2 separate regions of the Homo sapiens genome follow, and region 1 is linked to region 2. A link is a contact called in ENCODE Hi-C or POLR2A ChIA-PET data. All regions are on one chromosome and are shown on one strand. The core of a region is the stretch at or near the end of the contact, and the rest is flanking DNA. Distances in the headings are between cores, read along the strand shown.

Region 1 (3,795 bases), core at 967-3,466, 180 kb after region 2:
CATTCTGGAATTCTTGGTAAAGAATACAAGGGGTCTTAGGAGCCAGGTTTTTTAGTAAGGGGGCTGCTCTAGCCAGCAGCTAGTGACTGGCACTGGTTCCTTCTGTGGCTCTGGGCATGTTAAGATAGAAAATGTGTTGAGTGATGCAAAGGCGTATGGCCTGACTCTGTCACCAATAATCAAGCAAACCAAACTCAGATTGGCTAATTGGGGCATTTGCCTGGCTGGATGCAGGACGCTGTTGGAGATGAAAGGGCATGTAAGCCGTCCTCCCAGCCATGACAGAGGTGTGGTCTCTTTGGGAAGGGAAGACACGACAGGAGCAATAGGAAGTGGCAATGGTGGGAAGTTCCAGTTCAAGGCAGGAAGAGGTGGTCTGGTAAAGCAGCGCGTGCTCCATCCGAGTAGTTGATTCAGACCAGTAGAGCTGGGATAGGATTTCAGAGGAGGGAGGATTTTCCCCATTCTTCTGTAGCAGAGCTGTCAATGTCCCATTCATGTCCCTGCTGGCCCCACAAACAATGTGCAAAAGCACACACTCATATACATCCTAACAGAGGGCTTGTTGCAAATACCTGTGACTCTTCCTGGCATCTTGTTTCTGGCCCTGGGAGCTGGAAATGCAAAAGAAAAATGTCCACAGAAGCAACTGTCAGCCATGGAGGATGGAGAAATGGTGGATAAAGACCCCAGCTCCCTCCTGCTACAATTGGAATAACACTGAGTTCTCCTTTTCCTCTCCCATTCCCCCAGTTACCCCCACTTGATAGGACACCTCGTAGCAGCTTCCTTCTGTTTCCTGTATCTCCTTTCTCTACCAAGTGTTTCCTGGTGTCCCCTCCCACATAACCCACTTGCATCCGAATCCTTGTCTCAGGCCTGCTTCAGGGAGAACCTAGAGCAAGACATGTATTTTCCTGCTGTTCTCTTCCAACCACCCTTTCTTCCCTACTTTTTGGCCTTTTTTTTTTTTTTGGAGAGAAGAACTATTCTGCCATCTTGTCCTCAGCATAACATATCATAGCTTTTTATTTATCTCTCTCTTTTTTTCAAGCCTGAGAACATAATGCTTTTGGATAGAAATGTCCCCAAACCTCGGATCAAGATCATTGACTTTGGGTTGGCCCATAAAATTGACTTTGGAAATGAATTTAAAAACATATTTGGGACTCCAGAGTTTGTCGGTAAGTTTCTTTGCTCCTGTGGTCATTTACGTCTCATAAACATTATTCTGGCAAACCTCCCCTGCTAGAAGATTCTTTCCCTGCTACATGTTCCTGGTTGTTGCATGAAGATAGAATCGGTTAGTTTGCTTCCTCCCAAGCTAAATGAGTGTTTGTTTCCTCTTAGCTCCTGAGATAGTCAACTATGAACCTCTTGGTCTTGAGGCAGATATGTGGTAAGGAGTATGTCCTTGGTGTTGTTTGCTTTCTGATTTATTTGACTATTCTTCTGACATGTTTTTTTGTTTGTTTTGTGTTGTTTTTAGGAGTATCGGGGTAATAACCTATATCCTGTAAGTATCAGAATTCACAACTCATACTCTCTTCTCTTCTATGAGACCATAGGTTTAATTAACCATTAAATGTGCTGTGTTGATCTCTTCAGCTTATGCATGCTTTTGATGCAAACATATTCATTTTACACCCCCAAAACATGTTTAGTTTATACTAATTAAACATGTTCTCCTAATTTGAAATGAGTCATCAGAAACTGTAGCATAATCACTGAAAGAAAGCATAGCTGTCCATCACTGCCGAGAAAACAGGTTTCCTTTAAACTACCAGACGCTGTTCCAGATTAACTTGTTAAGTGAATCCTTTTGCCTGAAGCTGAAGCATTTGCTCCTGACAGTTAAAGCCCTATGAAATATAATCAAACTGTGACTATTCGAGCACCAGATTATAATCTTATTCCACACTCCAGATGTTATAGGAGCAAAATGACAACACCAAGGGGTCATCATTAATGTTCTATGCCCAACTTTATTTTTAACAGCCTAAGTGGGGCCTCCCCATTTCTTGGAGACACTAAGCAAGAAACGTTAGCAAATGTATCCGCTGTCAACTACGAATTTGAGGATGAATACTTCAGTAATACCAGTGCCCTAGCCAAAGATTTCATAAGAAGACTTCTGGTCAAGGATCCAAAGTGAGTGTCCACGTTCCTGAAAGGTGCTTGGCCACGGCCTCAGCCAGCCCAGAGCCTGTGTCTGTTCCATGCACAGGGCCACGTTCCTCAGACCCTGCTTGCTTCATCTGCCAAAGGGCAGCATGCCATGTGAAACGCTTCAGAAAATGCAAGCAGGGCCCTCTGCCCCCACTCAGTCAGTCCCTGCAGGCACAGTGAAATAATCACAAAAAGACCGATGTTGTTTTTGGCTTTCTTCCCTGAACTGCATTTTCCACAGTATCTGCTTGGCAGGCCCAGCCAGCATGAAAACAACCTTAGTATTTGCTGCTATGGTCACAGCATTTTTTTTCTTCTCCCCCTCCCCTCAAGGAAGAGAATGACAATTCAAGATAGTTTGCAGCATCCCTGGATCAAGGTGAGTTGCATATTACGAAACTGTTTAGATCACTTTCTATGTGATTGGTTTGGGCACCCTGGTATTCATGTATCATAGAGTACTGCTAACCACAGGTCACACCTGGAGTGTTAAGTTTGCTATTTGCATCGTATCTTAAGAAAAGCTGACAGGTTAGACTGTATACTAATGATCCCAGAGGTGGGGAGAGAGGAATAAGCGAGCACAGAGCAGGAACTGAAGAAGGTCAAGCCCACTCGACAACTGTGTTTGGAGTGACCTGTGGGGTGTTGGCCCAAACAGTGTATTTAACATTTTATGTTGATTCCAGCATGTAAATATCAATCAAATCTGGATTTCCAGCTTCTCTTGGGAAATCTGAAGATCTGCTGACACTGAGCCCTCATTCCACGTGGCCTTGGGAAGTGGCACAGGTGCCTTGGTGCTAGGGAACAGGGCGCCCTGGAACATTACACCTTTACATTACCTGCCTGGCCTGGTTGACATTTGGATTAAAGTATCTTCAATCCAGGGCAGAAAGGGCTAAGGGTGGGAAAGTATGATAGTTACAGAATAAAATCATGAAATAAAGAAGTGAACATCACAGAATCAGGCTCTGGGGGCAAATAGCTTTGCTGTGCAAGTTCCCAGCAGTTACCTGGGTTCTCCTAGCCAGCTATGGTGTCTCCTCCTCCCAGAGGTGGAGGACAAAAGCTAAATACATCTACTGAAAAAGATACAATACAAGGAATTCTCCTGCTATAGGCCAAACTAACTTTGCTGACCTCTGAGATCCCTCTCAGCTCTACATTACTTGATGATACCCAAGTTCAAATGCCTCATAACATAGCCTCACCATGAATATTGCCATTCCCAAACTATCAGTGTGGAAAGTTGTGATTTAGTTTGACCCCAAGCTCTACTTCTCCCCAGTGTCCATGGATGATACGAAACCCTGAGATAGAAGAGTGAGCCCGCTAAGACTAGGTGCCTAGGTATTCCATGTTATCCCAACTTCTTATGCTAATTTAATAAGGTGAATGTGTAAGCATCCTGAATAAGGAGATGTTTCAAAAAATTGTCATATAACACATTTTCATAATTTGAGAGCTTTAATTTTTTTTCTTGGATTTTTATTTTAGCCTAAAGATACACAACAGGCACTTAGTAGAAAAGCATCAGCAGTAAACATGGAGAAATTCAAGAAGTTTGCAGCCCGGAAAAAATGGAAAGTAAGATTGTTTGTTGTGGAGGGATTAACAAATTCT
Region 2 (3,587 bases), core at 1,031-3,530:
ATATATAAATGATATGCTAATGGGTGAATTGAACTTTAACTGAAAATGAGAGTAATTTGAGAATGAAGGTATATGGTCTGTATTAAAACTCATAAGAATACCCTTAATATAGAAGTAATCTTTACAAAGCAATGAGGAAAAAAATATTCACACTTCAATAAAACAATGGGAAATAGGTATAGATAGCCAGTTTACAAATGAAAAAAGTAAAATACTCAATAGACACATAAAAGAATGTTCAATTTTGCTAGTAGTCCAAGAAATAAAAATAAAACAAGATGCCATCTTTTGCTTGATGATTTATAAAAATCTCAAAGGATGATAATGCCAATATAGCTAGAGTTTAGAAAAATAAGCATTGAATAAACAATGATATTTACACTAGCTTTTTTTTTTTTTTTTTTTTTTGAGACAGAGTCTTTGTTTCACCCAGGCTGGAGTGCAGTGGCTCGATCTCGGATCACTGCAACCTCCGCCTCCTGGGTTCAAGCCATTCTCGTGCCTAACACTCATGAGTAGCTGGGATTACAGGTGCCCGCCACCACGCCCAGCTAATTTTTTGTTTATTTAGTAGAGACAGGGTTTCACCATGTTGGCCAGCCTGGTCTCAAACTCCTGACCTCAAGTGATCTGCCCGCCTCGGCCTCCCAAAGTGCTGGAATTACAGGCATGAGCACCAAGCCTGGCCTCTTAGCTTTGTTTTCATTAAAAAAAAAAAAAAAAAAAAAAGGCCAGGCTTGGTGGCTCATGCCTGTAATCCCAGCACTTTGAGAGGCTGAGGCAGGCGGATCATGAGGTCTGGAGTTCGAGACCAACCTGGCCAACATGGTGAAACCCCATCTCTACTAAAAATACAAAAAATGAGCCAGGCATGGTGGCACACACCTGTAGTCCCAGCTACTCAGGAGGCTGAGGCAGGAGTATCGCTTGAACCTGGAGGCGGAGGTTACGGTGAGCCCAGATCACACTACTGCACTTCAGCTTGGCAACAGAGCGAGACTCCGTCTCAAAAAAAAAAAAAAAATGGAACCAACCTCAATGTCCACCAATAGGGAAGAGTTATAGAAATTATAATTTAACTACATGATGGAATGTTCTCAAACCATTGAACATGAAAATGATGACTTCATCTGTATTTCTTGACATTAAACGATCTCATATTGACATGGAAAGATATCCATATAACATGTGGCAAACAAGAAAAAAAAGCAGATGGAGACTAGGAAGACTTCTGAAAATACCCTAGGATAAATGAATGTGTGTGGATCTCCACAGAAACACGTTTAGATGCTGCCACACCAAAATATGAACTGTGGTTACTGCTGAAAGATATACTTATGAGTGATTTTTATTTTATAAATGCTGTGTTATGTGAATATTTATATTCAGCAGGTTGAAATCAGGTTAGCAAGAGAAATATTTCCATTTCCATTACACACAGGATAATTTTCTTACAAAAAAATTTAAGACATAAGTTCCCAGACATGTAAAGCTATGAAGACTGAAGCAGACCTTGAAAATCTTAGTCCTAAAAGGAAGTGGTGGTGATTGGGTTGGGGAAAGTTTGTGGAAATCCCTGGTACGAATCTGTTACTGAACACGTAGTTATTGACTACGAACCTGGACTTAACCCTCTCATTTTACAAGAAAGGAAGGCCAGGCCAGGCGTGGTGGCTCACACATTCCCAGCACTTTGGGAGGCCAAGGTGGGTGGATCACGAGGTCAGGAATTCAAGACCAGCCTGGCCAAGATGGTGACACCCCGTCTCTACTAAAAATATTAAAATTAGCCTGGCATGGTGGCAGGTGCCTGTAATCCCAGCTACTCGGGAGGCTGAGGCAGGAGAATCGCTTGAACCCAGAGGACGGAGGTTGCAGCGAGCTGAGATCGCGCCACTGCAGTCCAGCCTAGGTGACAGAGTGAGACTCCATCTCAAAAAAAAGAAAAAAAGAAAGAAAGAAAGGCCAGACTCTCAAGGGTGAAGGTGCTTGCTCTAGGTCACAGGAGTGAAGGGAGGAACTGGCATTTCCTGACTCCGAGTCTCTGGTTTTCTCACCCAAACATGCCACCCCCATTGTGCAAACTGGCTTTTCCCTCCAGCAATTTCGAGTGGCTGTCTATTTTGTATAGCGAAAGGAGGTTTTTGTAGTGGATGACAAATCTTGAGCTAAAAAAGAAACATAGTATGACTCAAACAGTGAGCTGAGTTTACATAGAAATTATAGGCCTGTGCTGCTGTTTGGTAAGATTTTGGAACTAATTACTAGGTATTCCCAAAACAACACTTCTCTGGGCATCACGTGCATTTCTGAAAATTTCCTGAGGGTGATTGCTGGCCAAGAGCATTTCCTGCATGAAAATCCGAACAGTTTCTTTTTTATTGTTACACTCTGATGCAAGATTTCTAAGAATCTTTCTGTGAATCAAAGACTTCACTAGAAATAATGCTGTGTGGAGTCCCTTTACTACCTAGGGACCTATTCAGCTAAACAAGCATTTCTGTTGCAATGTAAATCAACTTTCTGGAATCAAAGAGATTCCAGTTTAAATTTGTCTATAACACACATGAGTGTGAGTAGAGTGGTTGAATGGGGAAAGCCCAGTCTTGAACTGACATGTCTTAGAACACTGAAAAATGTCACAAGTTATGTCTGTGTTTCTGCTGGTGTCTCCTGTGAACTCTCACATCTGGCCTCAGCCACATTCTCCAAGGGGGTGCACCCCACACTCTTCCTTTCCGTTTGGTGTTTTCTTTGCTTTCTGATGATACTTGGGGACCTTGTCCTTGCTGCCGGTGCCCATCAGAGGAAGGTCAAAGTCCATTCCCAAGACTCTCTTGGATGCTCCCAATGGTGTCAAGCCTCAATGATAGCTGGTGATGCATTCTCTGGAGACTGGGGAGAAAGCTTGGCTGATACTGGGCCACAATTTGTCACCTGAAGCTGAAGGGAGCTGAGTCTTGAGAAAGAAAAATCTTTTATCTGAGGAATGCAAGTCTCTCAAATTATCAGGCCCAGAAACACATTTAAATTTAACAGCAGTCATCTCACTCCCCTTTGAGCTAAATAATTACCTCTTAGAGCCTGAGGCCAAGTAGTCATAAAATGCCATACACTCTATAGTTGAAAAGTGTATAGCCAATCACTAACCAATGTTATTTCTGTAAACCAATGAGAATTCCTGACAAACAACTTTAGTAATCAGCCCCTTCTCCTGATTTTTTTTTTTCATTAAAAAATGTGAGCCTCCGCCTGTAATCCCAGCACTTTGGAAGGCGGAGGCGGGCGGATCACGAGGTCAGGAGATCGAGACCATCATGGCTAACACGGTGAAACCCCGTCTCTACTAAAAATACAAAAAAAAAAAAAATTAGCCGGTGTGGTGGCGGGTGCCTGTAGTCCCAGCTACTAGGGAGGCTGAGGCAGGAGGATGGCGTGAACCTGGGAGGCGGAGCTTGCAGTGAGCCGAGATAGTGCCACTGCACTCCAGCCTAGGCAACAGAGCGAGACTCCATCTCAAAAACAAAAACAAAAACAAAAACAAAACAAAACAAAACAAAATGTGAGCCTCTCTTTTGTTCTTCGAA

Evidence for each region. Hi-C counts contacts between places; a loop is a spot of excess contacts on that map. ChIA-PET counts read pairs that join two places held with the same protein, here RNA polymerase II (POLR2A).
Region 1: a map of OCI-LY7 shows a loop between it and region 2 (2.7-fold over the local background). The contact joins two enhancer-like sites. A Hi-C loop is called at or near these places in 1 of 168 maps with a recorded cell type or tissue (OCI-LY7). POLR2A ChIA-PET finds 5 or more read pairs at or near these places in 2 of 52 experiments (Panc1 and activated T-cell).

What each region holds. Positions count from the first base shown.
Region 1 is chr9:87,638,300-87,642,094 of GRCh38, forward strand. DAPK1 (death associated protein kinase 1) reads left to right here. Exons shown (of 26, transcript NM_004938.4): 5 at 1,055-1,184; 6 at 1,351-1,399; 7 at 1,490-1,516; 8 at 1,999-2,151; 9 at 2,503-2,548; 10 at 3,670-3,759. Among named protein-coding and RNA genes, the nearest start is that of CTSL, 86 kb to the right of the region's middle. Within about 2 kb of position 2,217, at least 6 of the 41 ENCODE cell types and tissues checked have a DNase peak (open chromatin) inside an H3K27ac peak, as active enhancers do.
Region 2 is chr9:87,462,116-87,465,702 of GRCh38, forward strand. No RefSeq gene overlaps it. Among named protein-coding and RNA genes, the nearest start is that of DAPK1, 34 kb to the right of the region's middle. RefSeq lists an enhancer at 2,691-2,930. Within about 2 kb of position 2,281, at least 4 of the 41 ENCODE cell types and tissues checked have a DNase peak (open chromatin) inside an H3K27ac peak, as active enhancers do.